Regions from separate parts of the Homo sapiens genome. Here region 1 is linked to region 2. A link is a contact called in ENCODE Hi-C or POLR2A ChIA-PET data. All regions are on one chromosome and are shown on one strand. The core of a region is the stretch at or near the end of the contact, and the rest is flanking DNA. Distances in the headings are between cores, read along the strand shown.

Region 1 (6,351 bases), core at 613-3,112, 75 kb before region 2:
TTTTGTGAATTTTAGTTTTAGAATTTGAAAAAGTCTTAGCCTGAAACATATCTTTAAAAATGCCTCCTCATATCTCAGCTAACGTAGCACATCACAGAGATGTCACTGTATTCTGGAAGTTGATGTCATTCTTTCTTTGGAAAGCCATAGAGTCATCTCCGCACCTTCTGTGATCTCTGATGTTCAGATGTTTAGCCTAGAAACTAGATTTGAATCTCGTTTCTAAAGAAGACCCCCTTGTGGTCTGAACTACTGTATTGTCTTAGGGGGCTCAGGTTAGTGTTTGCAAAGGTTAGTTTGTGATTTTTTTCTTTTTTTCGGGAAAAAAGACGTAGAATCTTTTTAGCAGAAGGATCTTGGATAAAAATCCTGAGTAAATGTTTCTCGGTGTATGGCATTGAAAATGAGTTAGGTATAATGCTGGCTTTTAGGGAATATTTAAATAGTTTTTTATTCATTTTCATGTGTCTTGGAAAAAGAATAACAAGGATATCCAACCTGTGATTTCCTAGATTTCCTTGTTTAGGATGAGACTAACATGCAATAATTGTAAGAGAAATACTGAGTAAAATAGGGCTGGGAAATGGTCTTTGAAGAACTAGAGTTTGGGAAACACTGATGTAAGCCAAAAACCTGGATTTTGTCTGTGACACTTCTGAGGCGAGACAAGGACTGACTTGCCAGAGTTTACCTGTTGGTGACCTTGAGACTGGAATCCAAACGAGATGCTGGTATGTTTGTGAATAATAACAAGGAGAGCTGACCTTTACAGAGCGTCTCTTGTGAGTGGTACCAAGTGATTTATATATGTTATCTCATTTAGTTCTCACTTCAGGCCTTTTTTGAATTAATTACTACTAGTATTTTATTTTATAGCAAATACAAGATGGGTGTGGTGGCTCACACCTGTAACCCAGCACTTTGAGAGGCCAAGTAGGGCGGATCGCCTGAGGTCAGGAGTTCGAGACCAGCCTGGCCAACGTGGTGAAACCCTGTCTCCTACTAAAAATACAAAAATTAGCTGGGCTTGGTGGCGGGCATCTATAATCCCAGCTACTTTGGAGGCTGAGGCAGGAGAATCGCTTGAGCCCAGGAAGCAGAGGTTGCAGTGACCCAAGATTGTGCCACTGTACTCCAGCCTGGGTGACAGAATGAGACTCCATCTCAGTAAAAAAAAAAAAAAAAAAAAAAAAAAGAAAGAAAAAAAGAGGGAGAGAGAGAGAGAGAACTCTAAGTTTAGAGAGGCTGGGTAACTTGCCCAGGGCCATAGAGCCAGAAAGAGCTGAGGTGAAGGAAGGAGCACACCTCTGTCCATCTTAGCTCCCTGAGAATAGTTCACATCAAAGAAGATGTTGAAGAATGGATCCTTTTGTTGGTGTTAAACTGCTAGGCATGAGGGTCCAGAGTCTTGTTCTGGAGACTTGCAAATGATGATTTTTATAGCCTCATTGGAGTGGGGGACTCTGCCTAGGACATCCCCTGAGAAGTTCTCAGTATATCAGCGTATTACAGTTGGAGAAGACTCAAGTAGAAATCAGCTTTCTTTTGTAATATTGATGGTTTTCAAACTCGGCCACAGGTTCCCTTTTTCTCCAATAAAACCCATGACATTTTGCAGAACCAATACTCTGTGGAGCACTTATTTGGGGAACCTAACGTTTTAAACTCATTTTACACATGGGAAATCTGACGTTTGTGATTACTTGGCCAAAGCCAAAACTAGCTGTTGGCAGAGCTTATGTCATTAATTAATTTATTCATTCAACGGATAGACATCCAGTGCCTCCCATGTGCCAAGCATGCTGGGAATTAGTGGTACAGCATTGAACCAGTGGACAAGACACAGATATAAGGAGACACATGTAAATAATTCTCGATAACTATCATGATGCACTGAATGTTTGTGCCCACACCCCCACGCCTCCAAATTCTTATGTTGAAATCCTCATACCTAATATGATGGTATTAGAAAGTGGGGTCTTTGGGAGGGCCTTAGGTCCTGAGGGTGGAGCCCTCTGGCATTAGTGCCCTTATAAAAAGGACCCAAGAGAGCTCTCTGCTGCTCTTTCTGCCACGTGAGACATAACGGGAAGTTGTCAGTCCACAGCCCAGAAGAGCACCCTCACCAGAACCCAACCCTGCTGGCACCCTGATCTCACATTTTCAGCCTCTAGAACTATGAGAAGTAAATTTCTGTTGTTAATAAGCCACCTAGTCTATGGTACTTTGTTAGAGCATCCTGAATTGACTAAGAAAACCATAAATCTATGAAGACTGGAAACCCTAGCATTTCCTGGGTCTTCTTAAGGCAGAGGGCTTGCCTTTTTCATCTTTCATCTTTGTTTTCCCAGTTTCTAGTATGAGGCAGTGATAACACAGCCTCAATAAATATTCGTTGAATAAGCTGTTGATGGATTGGAATCTTTCCCATTCTATAACAAAATGGTTTATTATTATTATTATTATTAAAAATATATAATAATTATTAGTTTTGGTGTGGGTTACTCTTTGGGAAGTTTAAAACAAAATGTTCCAAGAGGTCCCCAGATTGAAATAGGTCTCTTGGTCACCCTTGCTAAGAAACCCAGTTCTGAACAGCATTGACCTTGAACACTCATTACAGGACAGATTATTTGTGAAATGAGTAATGTTTGAAAATCATCTCTGTAGGTTTTTCGGCATTGCTAAATTGTGTCATTGGTTGGAATTTTCAGATCACAACCATATTTTGATTCCCAGGCTTTTGGCCATTTTGCTAATGTGCCAGAATCTCTAAGGCCTAGCCCAATTGCTAATATTGACAAATTCTTGAGGAGTATATATGGTTTGTTCAGGAATAAAACGGATAGGACTCAGAATCTTATCAGCTCATACCTGTAGGTATGGGGCAATCCATCCATCTAGCAATTTTCTAAACTATGTAGCCTACTGTGGGATACTGAATCCCTGCCCATGAGTACTGAGAAGGACTCATGGAAGGATGATAGCTTTCTTTGCATTATTTGTTTCTAGCATAGGAAAACTGGCTAATGTTCGTACAGTATGAGAAGTTTTTAGTCCACTGGACTGGAGATTCGGAGCTGCCCAGGTGGTCAGTGCTGGCAGGAAAAGGTAAAGAAGATCAAAGCATATGGCTTTTCTACTTTGCCTATCTTTTTCTTGAAAGAATTTATGGCTGATGAAGACCATTTTGCTCTGGAGGAAATGATGATCTGTTGGTGGCATGCACCTGGCCTCTTAGTTTGCTTTGTTGTCCTGGGAAGTGGGCAAGTGCCCCACTGGACCTTGATCTGCATTCCACAGGGGACTCCCTGCTTTAGAGGGACCCCTACCCATGAGGTCCAAGGATGACCACCCAGCGTAGCCCCCAGCAAGTACTCACACACACTTCCTCCAGAGCAGATCATTTAGTTTAAGGGAAGGGCATCATCACTTTCAGAGATGGGTGTTTTAGTGATTAGACATGCGACTTCTCTGGTAGAGGGCATTTATTTTTTAAAAAAGAGAAAGGGTAATGAATCGGACACTATCTGTCAAATTCTTTGCTAGGAGTGGAAACCTAAGTTTTCCCAAGTCCGTATTTCCCTGAGAAGAAATTGATTTTGGTATGATCCATAAAGCCTTGTACAGTGAAATAAACTATTGGCAGAAAAGAGACAAACACATATATAAAAAAAATAAGAATCAATGTTTCAAAAATGAAATACAGTAGAATACTGTGAGGTGTTTGTTTGTTTGTTTGTTTGTTTGTTTTCTTTGAGACAGGGTCTGGCTCTGTCACCCGGGCTGGAGTGCAGTGGCAAGATCTCAGCTCACTGCAACCTCCGCCTCCCGGGTTCAAGCGATTCTCCTGCCTCAGCCTCCCGAATAGCTGGGATTACAGGCAGCCACCGCTGCGCCTGGCTAATTTTTGTATTTTTAGTAGAGATGGGCTTTCACCATGTTGGCCAGGCTGGTCTCAAACTCCTGACCTCAGGTGATCCTCCCAGCTTGGCCTCCCAAATTGCTGGGGTTACAGGTGTAAGCCACCACGCCCGGCCAACTGTGAGTTTTATTTAGCCTCAGAAGTATCTTTAGACATTAGGTAAAGAGACACAGACTTAATCATGTCTGTAGTTTACTGCAGGTTATAAGATGAATGTCTGATGAAATTATGACATATGTTACTGAAGGGAAATTGTGCCATGTTTTTCCCTATATATTTTAGGGTGATAACCTGTAACACAGAAGACACTGGTGCCTCACTAAGAGCATGGCACCAGGAGCCTGAAGGAGTGGGACCTGAGTCCCATTTTCTTGGTTTACCAGATAGGAAAATTTAAACAAGTTATGTAATGCTTCTGAATCTCAATTCCCCATCTGTAAAATGAGGGTAACAATACAGACCTCTAGAGTTTGCTGTGCAGACTTAACAGGCTTGGCTCATGGGCTGCGGCCAATAAATGGTAGCTTTTGTTATGAACTCTAGGTAGAAAAGTATCTAAATGGTTTTCCCCAAGCCCAGAGAGTCTGAAATGGCCTTTGGAGGTATCTTCAGACATCATGACTTCTTTTAGTGTGGCATCATGCTTGTCTGATTTTTAGATTTCCAAAGAAGTCTTGTAGTGCATCATGACTAGAAAACATTTTGGAGTTTACACAATCAGTAAATGAGTTTTAAAACGCTTTTTTTTCTAAATAGGAAGGCAAGTGTTGCCTGCTTCATCTATTTGTAGACCTGTTTAAGTGTTTTAAAATCCATCAAAACATTTAAAATTATGAAAGCCATTTGCTTCATGACTTAACAAAATTCCTTAAAAGTCTTGTATATTCCTGCGAATAGCTGAATCCTCTAAGAGAAGCAGGAAAACCACACGAGCTTCTCTATTAATGTTGCTGATGTGTTGTGACTTGTACCAGGTCCCTTAGGCCAAAGCGAAGCACAGATTTTTTGGGGGAAAAAAGCTGATGAATTAAGCCAATAACTCCGACCTCTTGGCCAGAGAAATGTAAATTCTTTTTCTAAACTCACAGAAATAAGACTCTTCCAGGGCTGGAAAAGACTTTGATGAATAACGCAGGCTCATTTCCCCATTGAATTTATTCCTCGATGCTATGCATATAATGGGTAGTCAATAAATATTGTTTGCCCGCTTTTTGTAGCTGTTTCAAATTGGGATGAGGATGAGTCTGTGGTGTTGAAATAGAGGAAAGCTAATTTTCTTATCCTGGGATAGGCTTTAATCTTGTTAGCCAGATGTTCTAAACATGAGAGCTAACCAGTCAGATGAGACCACAAATATCTGAGTTGCACAATGCAATTGGCTTGAGAACTGCATTCTTTAAAGGTCATCCTTTGTATGGGGACAGAGGCACCCCTTGTCTACATTTTGGGAGGATAGGTTGGCTTCCTGGTCCCACTCAGGTCAGAAACACCACTGCCCATCACTTTTGGCCCCAGCTTCTTGTGGTTCAGTCCCACTGCATTGTAAACTCCAAGCAGAGGGGCCAGTTTTGACCAATGAAAATGGTTAACCCTTTTGGCCAGCCCTCTTCTGCCGAAGTCTATAATGCATGGCTGTTTTTATCCCTGTCTGTTGGAAGAATATTCAGAAATCCATTGCAATCTAGTTTTGATAAAGCCTTTAATTTTCCACTCCTTCCTTTTGCAACTTCATCCATGTGCTGCATATTCAGCCCCTAAGAACCCAGGAATGAATTGATGTGCTGCCTTCAAAACAGCCTGGCGTTTAGGAGTTGTGATTATATTCGAGAATCTCCAGGCTTGACTGTTCTTAGCTTTGATATCATGAGGACTATCCTCACAGGGAAAGATTTATAGCATCTGGGGTGAGAACTTTAATCGTGGCCCAAAGGAACTTGTGATATTTTGATAAGGGGCTTGAGGAAGTTGTTGGATATAGAGCAGAATGTATTTCGGAAGGGTGCAAGCAATTTTGAGCCCTTCTGGCTGATCATTGCAAAATGGGTGAGCACTGGGAGATCAGAAAATATGTGGTGGGCAAGGTAGAAAGAACGTCAAACTGGATGAAATAAGAAAACGGGGGAAAGCTATTTGAGAGGAAACTTGGCATATACTTAGTATTTGTGTCTGTTTTTCTCTTGAAATGGGCTGTTGTGTTGGCAGAGGCTTCTGGCTGCTGTCAGAGATATGAACATCTGTGCTCCTTTGCAGAAAACTCAGGATTCTAAAGTGTTTGGTGGAAATTGTTTAACTCTGCCACTTGCTCCATCTCCTCATTAGGAAGAGGTTAGTCTGTACTGCTCAGAGTGTGCTTTTAAGAGGAAGATGTGGCTTAGGGTTCTGGGCTTCACTTTTACATACTGCATGGCAGAAGCAGGTTTGCAGCA
Region 2 (6,559 bases), core at 2,498-4,997:
GGCTTCTGGGTTGGGTGGGGACTTGGAGAACTTTTGTGTCTCGCTAAAGGATTGTAAATACACCAATCAGCACTCTGTGTCTAGCTAAAGGTTTGTAAACACGCCAGTCAGCACAATGTCAAAACAGACAAATGAACGCTCTGTAAAACGGCCCAATCAGCTCTCTGTAAAATGAACCAATCAGCAGGATGTGTGGGTGGGGCCAGATAAGGGAATAAACGCAGGTCACCTGAGCCAGTAGCAGCAACCTGGGTCCCCTTCCACGCTGTGGAATCTTTGTTTTTTTTTCACTGCTCGCAATAAATCTTGCTGCTGCTTATTATTTGGGTCCGTGTTACCTTTATGAGCTGTAGCACTCACCGCGAAGGTTTGCAGCTTCGCTATTCACTCTTGAAGCCAGCGAGACCACGAACCCACCGGGAGGAAGAAACAACTCCGGACGCGCCACCTTTAAGAGCTGTAACACTAACGGTGAAAGTCTGCGGTATCACTCCTGAAGTCAGGGAGACCACGAACCCCCCAGAAGAAACTCCGGACGCATCTGAACATCTGAAGGAACAAACTCTGGACACACCATCTTTAAGAACTGAAACACCGCGACAGTTCGCTGCTTCATTCTTAAAGGCAGTGAGACCGAGAACGCACCAATTCTGGACACAAAAGGACCTTAGCAGGCTCAGGAAATGGCAAGCCATTTATGAAGAGGGAAGAGATAGCAAACGTTGGTCTCAAGTTCTCTAGTTCTTTACCCAGACCATAGCTGGCTGGGGGATGATCCTGATTTAGTCTGGGGGGTTCCTTTACGCATTGCCACCAGCAGGTGCCGCAAATGGACCATTGGCAGTCTTAAGGTAGAACCAGTTTTCCATGTCAGACTTACAGAGCCATTGGATGTGCCTGGGGTTTGGGGAGCAGGGACTCGTTGGGTGGGGGAGGATGCACCGGTGGTACCTGGATGCAGGCTGTGAAAAGTTTATATCCTAGAGGTCCCAAGTCACCACAGATTTAAAGCAGGAAGTGAGATGTTCAAATGATCACAAATACAAGTATTCTGTTTCTTTTACTGTTTTATCTTCCGTTGCTTTGCACAGTAGAAGTTGCAGTTAATAGAAGTTTTACTGTTCTCTGAATTGGAAAGAGTTACTCAAAAGAATTGGGCTACTTTCCTGGAGACAAGCCCATAGATGCAGGTGGTGATAATTCAATATGGGACTAACGGAAAGTTTTCTCTGCCACTTTCCATTGCATTTCTGGCCAAGACTATTTAGCGATTCTTTCTGAGAAACCGAGGAGGCAAATAGTCTCAAAGTATGTCCTATGAGAAACGTGTGCCGCAAGATGTTTCGTTAAAAAAAAAGTTTTCTGGACAGATACATTTGGGAAATATTATAGATTGCATATGGACATTTCACAGAACACGTGTTACGTTAAAGTCCCTGAGAAGTCCTGCAGTAAAGGAAACTTTGAAAAGAACGGCGTAGAGCCCAGCACAGTGGCTCATGCCTGCAATCCCAGTACTTTGGGAGGCTGCAGCAAGAAGTATCCTTTGAGCTCAGGAGTTCGAGACCAGGTAACATAATGAGACCTCATCTCTATTAAACAAAAAAATGGCATAGTGGTTACGAACATGAGCTATCAAATCAGACATGTAGATTTCATTCTGGCTGGGTTCCGTATGTGGATGTGAGACTTTGGGCAAGATATTTAATGTCTTTACATCTTGGTTTCCTTGTTTATAAAATAGGCTAGTAATGGTACCTTATTCATAAAATTGTCTCTAAAAGTATATAGTAAGTGAACTAGTAAGTTATTAGTGGATATTATTCTATTCAGTTTTTTCCAAGAATCCTGACTCTTTATTTTTGCATTGCATTTATAAATAACTCAGAGAAGCGGTGCTGTGTGGGAAATGCTGGAGTGAGACTAACTCTTGCAATCCATGCGTGACTTCTGATAGCAGTCCCACAGAGGAAAGGCAGGCCCTAGGTGCTGAGCGCTACGTCACAGATGTGGACTTGCAGCTATATGAAGCTCTAGAATTGGGGAGCAAAAGACCATTTCCTCTTGACTGCAAGGTTAGAGTGTGTAACTTCAGTCTGTTTTGCCTTCCAGTCATTTAATGACAAGTTTGGAACTCAGGGCAGTAAACAGATATGGTTAGGTTGATATATTAGGAGTTTTTCAATTGTAAGGGACAGAAACAACTCAAGCTGATTTAGCGTAATGAGGAATTTATTAGTTTGTCTATCTAGGAAGGATGTTAGGGTAGTACAGAGAACTGAAGGAAAAGTGTTAGGAAACTCAACAGAAACTGAACATAGCTAGGCCTTCTGTCCTTGTTCCCTTTTGAATGTTTTCCTCTTGACTTGTCTTTGCTTCTCCTTGCCTCATTCTTTCCTATTGTGGATGACCTTTCCCCATGGAGGGAGCATGGCTGCAGACAGCTTCAGCTTCAGCTTCATCCCCAGCAGAAGGCAAGAACTCCTGGTGATCTACCTGCCTGGTCCCTGCAAAGTGCTAGGATTACAGGCGCAAGCCACTGCGCCCAGCTGACAAATTTATGAGATCCTTATTAAGGATATTTATACTAGGTTGGATCACATTTATTGCAAATTTTTTTTCAGATTGTTATTCGTGTTTAAATTTTTTAAATACTTTAATATATAAAAATTACACATGGGTCATGCTAATCTTCTCTGTATTGTTCCAGTTTTAGTATATATGCTGCTGAAGCGAGCACTGTCTCTAAATTTTTATAAAGGTTTTTGGAATTCAGAAGTTTTTAAGCTTGCTTGTATCAAATCATCAGGCTCTTCTTTGACGCTTTCTGCCTTTTGTGTTTTATTAGTTTGCTAGGGCTGCCATAAAAAAGTACCACAGACTGGGGTGCTTAACTAACAGAAATGGGTTTTCTCACTGTTACGGAGGCTAGAAGTCAGAGATCAAGGTGTTATCAGTGTTGGTTCCTTCTGAGGGCTTTCTCCTTGGCTTACAGATGGCTGTCTTCTCCCTGTGTTCTTAGGTGGTCTCCCCTCTGTACCTTCTGTGTTCAGATTTCCTCCTCTTAAAAGGATAATAGACAAACATGCTGTATTAGGGCCCGGCCTGAAGACCTAATTTTAACTTACTTCTTTCGAGGTCCTGTCTCCAAATACAGCTACATTCTGAGCTACTGGGGGTTAGGATTTGAACATACAAATTTTGAGGGGGACACAATTCACCTGTAACAGTTCTCATACTAAAGAGGCCTCTATCAACCTGAGAGGATTTAAGGATTTGAAGGAAGTCATTTAAACTAGTTAAGATTTAGTATCTTCATTAATTTACTGCAAATAATAACACCTGTCACTCAGGGCTGTGAAGAAGAGTGAGTAAAGTGCGTGTCCACGGTGCCCAGCCCCATGCCTGCTCTAGGCGCCTGTCTGCCACTCCTTCTGGCAGCTGTCCCCTAGCCTTCATGATGTCAATGCCAGACACTGGGAAAGCAAAGACTTTTCTCTGCAAGTTTCCATTATATTGCAAGCCAACCGTAGCTAATAGCACATTTCCCCACCTGTCAAGTAAATGGGCTGAATTGTTGCTGAGATTAGCATACATGGCTAGCGTGTACAGAAAATGAAATACTGAGCCTCCACACTGGATTCCATTCTCTGTTTATTCTCTTTCTGCTGAGTGCTTGCATGTTCTGTTCTGAACACACCGTGTTCCCTCATTTCTGAAGCCACAAACTTCCTCTTAGGCCCCGGGCTGTCTTCAGAATGGCCATCAGGTCCCTGATACGGGAACCTGAAATGACACCCCCACCATATACCCATCCATCCAGACCCTCCAGTGTAGGGCAGGTGGGGGGACATGTGCCCACCACTGCTGCTCCCATGGGAAACAAAGACTGGCTTCAGCAAACCTGGACACTCATACATCCTGAATAATGTCAGCTGACCACACCACCGACTTCATGTATTCCTTGACCTAGACACTAAAGGTATTGAGACAATTTCAGTCTGTTTGGCATAAGAAGGATGGTAGCACAAAGAAGAGAAGAGCAAAACTTTTACCCAAAGCCTATTTCGGTGGCCCCTTCTGAGGTTCAGTGTACCATGCAGGGCGGTGTTCTCAAAAGTGAAGACTAGGCCAGGTGTGGTGGCTCACGCCTATAATCCCAGCACTTGGGGAGGCCGAGGTGGGCAGATCACCTGAGGTCAGGAGTTCGAGACCAGCCTGGCCAACATGGTGAAACCCCATCTCTACTAAAAATACAAAAATTAGCCACGCAAGGTGGTGCCTGCTTGTAATCCCAACTACTCGGGAGGCTGAGGCAGGAGAATCACTTGAACCCGGGGGGCGGAGGTTACAGTGAGCTGAGATTGTGCCACTGCACTCCAGCCTGGGTGACAGAGTGAGACTTCATCTCAAAAAAAGAAAAAGAAAAAAAAAGTGAAGACTAGAGGGCTCCAGGAAGACAGCAGTGCCAAGAGGGAAGGGCTGCTTTCAGTGGGTGATCCTCCTGAAGCCCTTTCCCTTTCTGCCTAACCTAATGCAAGGGGAAAATGTGGTCTATGTCTTTTTCTATCAGAGACAACTCAACATTAAAAATATGAGATGAACAGCTCCCTTTCCACTATCCCCATCATCATTATAAACCCATTATCCATCATCAGTAGATAATGACTTAGCGGGACAGAGGACAGCTTTTCTGGTGAGGAAGGAAGGGGCTGAGGAGTGGAAGCAGATCGTTTCTCCAGCTGTTTGGTGTTTCTCTCCCATTGATCTGCCCTGGCCTCCACTGGCCCATCTGTTGGGCTTGTGAGTGCAGTAGGGGAGGGGACACACGGTTCACCAGGGCAAGTGTGTTCGTTTCCCCAACACACAGCTTCTACAGGAATGGCCATACAGGCTTAATTTTTTTCTCAGTAGGGTTTACTGTGCAACAGAAAGACTACAAAGAGCATTAAAAGGTTCAAAGCCATTGCAGTCACCCAAAACTAAAAAACTATATGGGAAATTCAGAAAAAACAACAAAAAGTGATCAGGTATTTGGGACCTTTGTGGAACCGAAAGAATTAATTAAGCTGTATGGAAAAACCTGTAGAGATGTAACAGATCTTTAAGAGACTACAGCAAGAGGCATGTTGAACTTGGGGCATAGAACAATGTGTAGAGAGATGAGTTTCTAGGTGGGAGTCAAAGCGATTTCTGTCTGTCGTCTTCAAAATGCCACCCAACCTACGGAGACATTTAGTGGAAGAGTGGGCTTGTTCACGGGTTATAGAGTCAGATGTTACTGCTATACAGACTTCAGTACCTAACTCTAGAAGAAGTGATTCCTCTTTATTTAATCCACTCAACTATAAACACACCACTTAACATGCATATCGAGGTGATAGAATCTTAATATTAAACATGGAACAATTCCCATATTTTTGGAATGGAATAAAGTCAAGCCAGCAGGCAAGCAGGAACGGTATAGCATTCTCTGCCCATTCTTTACCCACCACCTGGGATTTGATAGTGACTTTGGAAGGCATGATGATTAGAATGTCTAGCCACCTGCCTAGACTTCCCTTTTGTTTCTCCCTTTAATGGTTCTTAAATTTTAGTTTGTATAAGAATTATTGTACCCGGCTGTCTACACAACTTCTTGTAGCTGGTATTTTACTGGGCAATTTAAGTAATACTAGGTTATCTACTTTGGTAATTTTGATAACACTAGGCTCAGTACTGCTGGTAGCTCTAATGAGATGTTCATTGAGGAGGGGATGCATTCATACAACAGCTATGTATTAAAATGCCTGCCTGCCGCGGCCCTGAGTCTGTAACTGTGAATGCGATGTGGACCTTGCCCTTAGAGTACTCCAGATGTAGTGGGGAGAAGTTGACAAAGGGAGTCTAGTAACCCCAGAGTTATGCTGGGGGAAGCATAGGACACCAGGATGCTGACTTTGTTGGCTGAAGATTTTAGAATGTATTTCCTTCTCAGTTATGCCTCACCAAGAGGAGTTGGGCTTGTGTGCTGATCTTTCCTGGAGAGCCTGATGAGACCATGTGCCTTGTGTCCAGTTCAAGGATGGGATAGGTTGCCCTGATCATCGGTAATCTGCCTAGAGGATTTGCTAGCTTACCGCCTGTATTAGTCCGTTTGCATGCTGCTAATAAAGACATACGGGAGATTGGGTAATTTATAAAGGAAAAAAAGGGTTTACATGGACTCAGTTTCATGTGGATGGGAGGCCTCACCATCATGGCAGAAGGCTCTTACATGGCGGCAGACAGGAGAGAATGAGAACCAAGTGAGAGGGTGTTCCCCTTATAAAGCCATCAGATCTCTTGAGGCTTATTCATTATAAGAATAAGAATAAGAATAAGAATACCATAAGAATAGTACCGTAAGAATAGTATGGGGGAAAACTTCCCCTGTAATTCAGTTATCTCCCACCGGGTCCCTTCTACAACATGTGAAAATTTGTCGAGACTGAGGGGAAGGGACTGTTGACCTCTAGAGGGTGGAGGCCAGGTATGCTGCCAGTCATCCTGCAATGCTCGGGGCAGCTCCTACAGCAAA

Evidence for each region. A loop is a pair of places that touch in the nucleus more often than their neighbours do. ChIA-PET counts read pairs that join two places held with the same protein, here RNA polymerase II (POLR2A). Pooled maps may share reads with other maps.
Region 1: a loop to region 2 is called in a map of dorsolateral prefrontal cortex, with 2.2 times the contacts of the local background. The contact joins two enhancer-like sites. A Hi-C loop is called at or near these places in 7 of 168 maps with a recorded cell type or tissue (CD4-positive, alpha-beta T cell, CD4-positive, alpha-beta memory T cell, CD8-positive, alpha-beta T cell and 4 more) and 12 of 50 pooled maps. POLR2A ChIA-PET finds 5 or more read pairs at or near these places in 9 of 52 experiments (CD4-positive, alpha-beta T cell, T-cell, activated CD4-positive, alpha-beta T cell and 4 more).

The regions. Positions count from the first base shown.
Region 1 is chr7:37,420,987-37,427,337 of GRCh38, reverse strand. The region is part of intron 1 of ELMO1 (engulfment and cell motility 1); the gene reads left to right. Among named protein-coding and RNA genes, the nearest start is that of ELMO1, 25 kb to the left of the region's middle. Within about 2 kb of position 1,862, at least 2 of the 41 ENCODE cell types and tissues checked have a DNase peak (open chromatin) inside an H3K27ac peak, as active enhancers do.
Region 2 is chr7:37,347,324-37,353,882 of GRCh38, reverse strand. All of the region lies in intron 1 of ELMO1 (engulfment and cell motility 1), which reads left to right. It also overlaps the pseudogene RNU6-565P. Among named protein-coding and RNA genes, the nearest start is that of ELMO1, 98 kb to the left of the region's middle. RefSeq lists enhancers at 545-594, 645-704, 235-736. Within about 2 kb of position 3,747, at least 4 of the 41 ENCODE cell types and tissues checked have a DNase peak (open chromatin) inside an H3K27ac peak, as active enhancers do.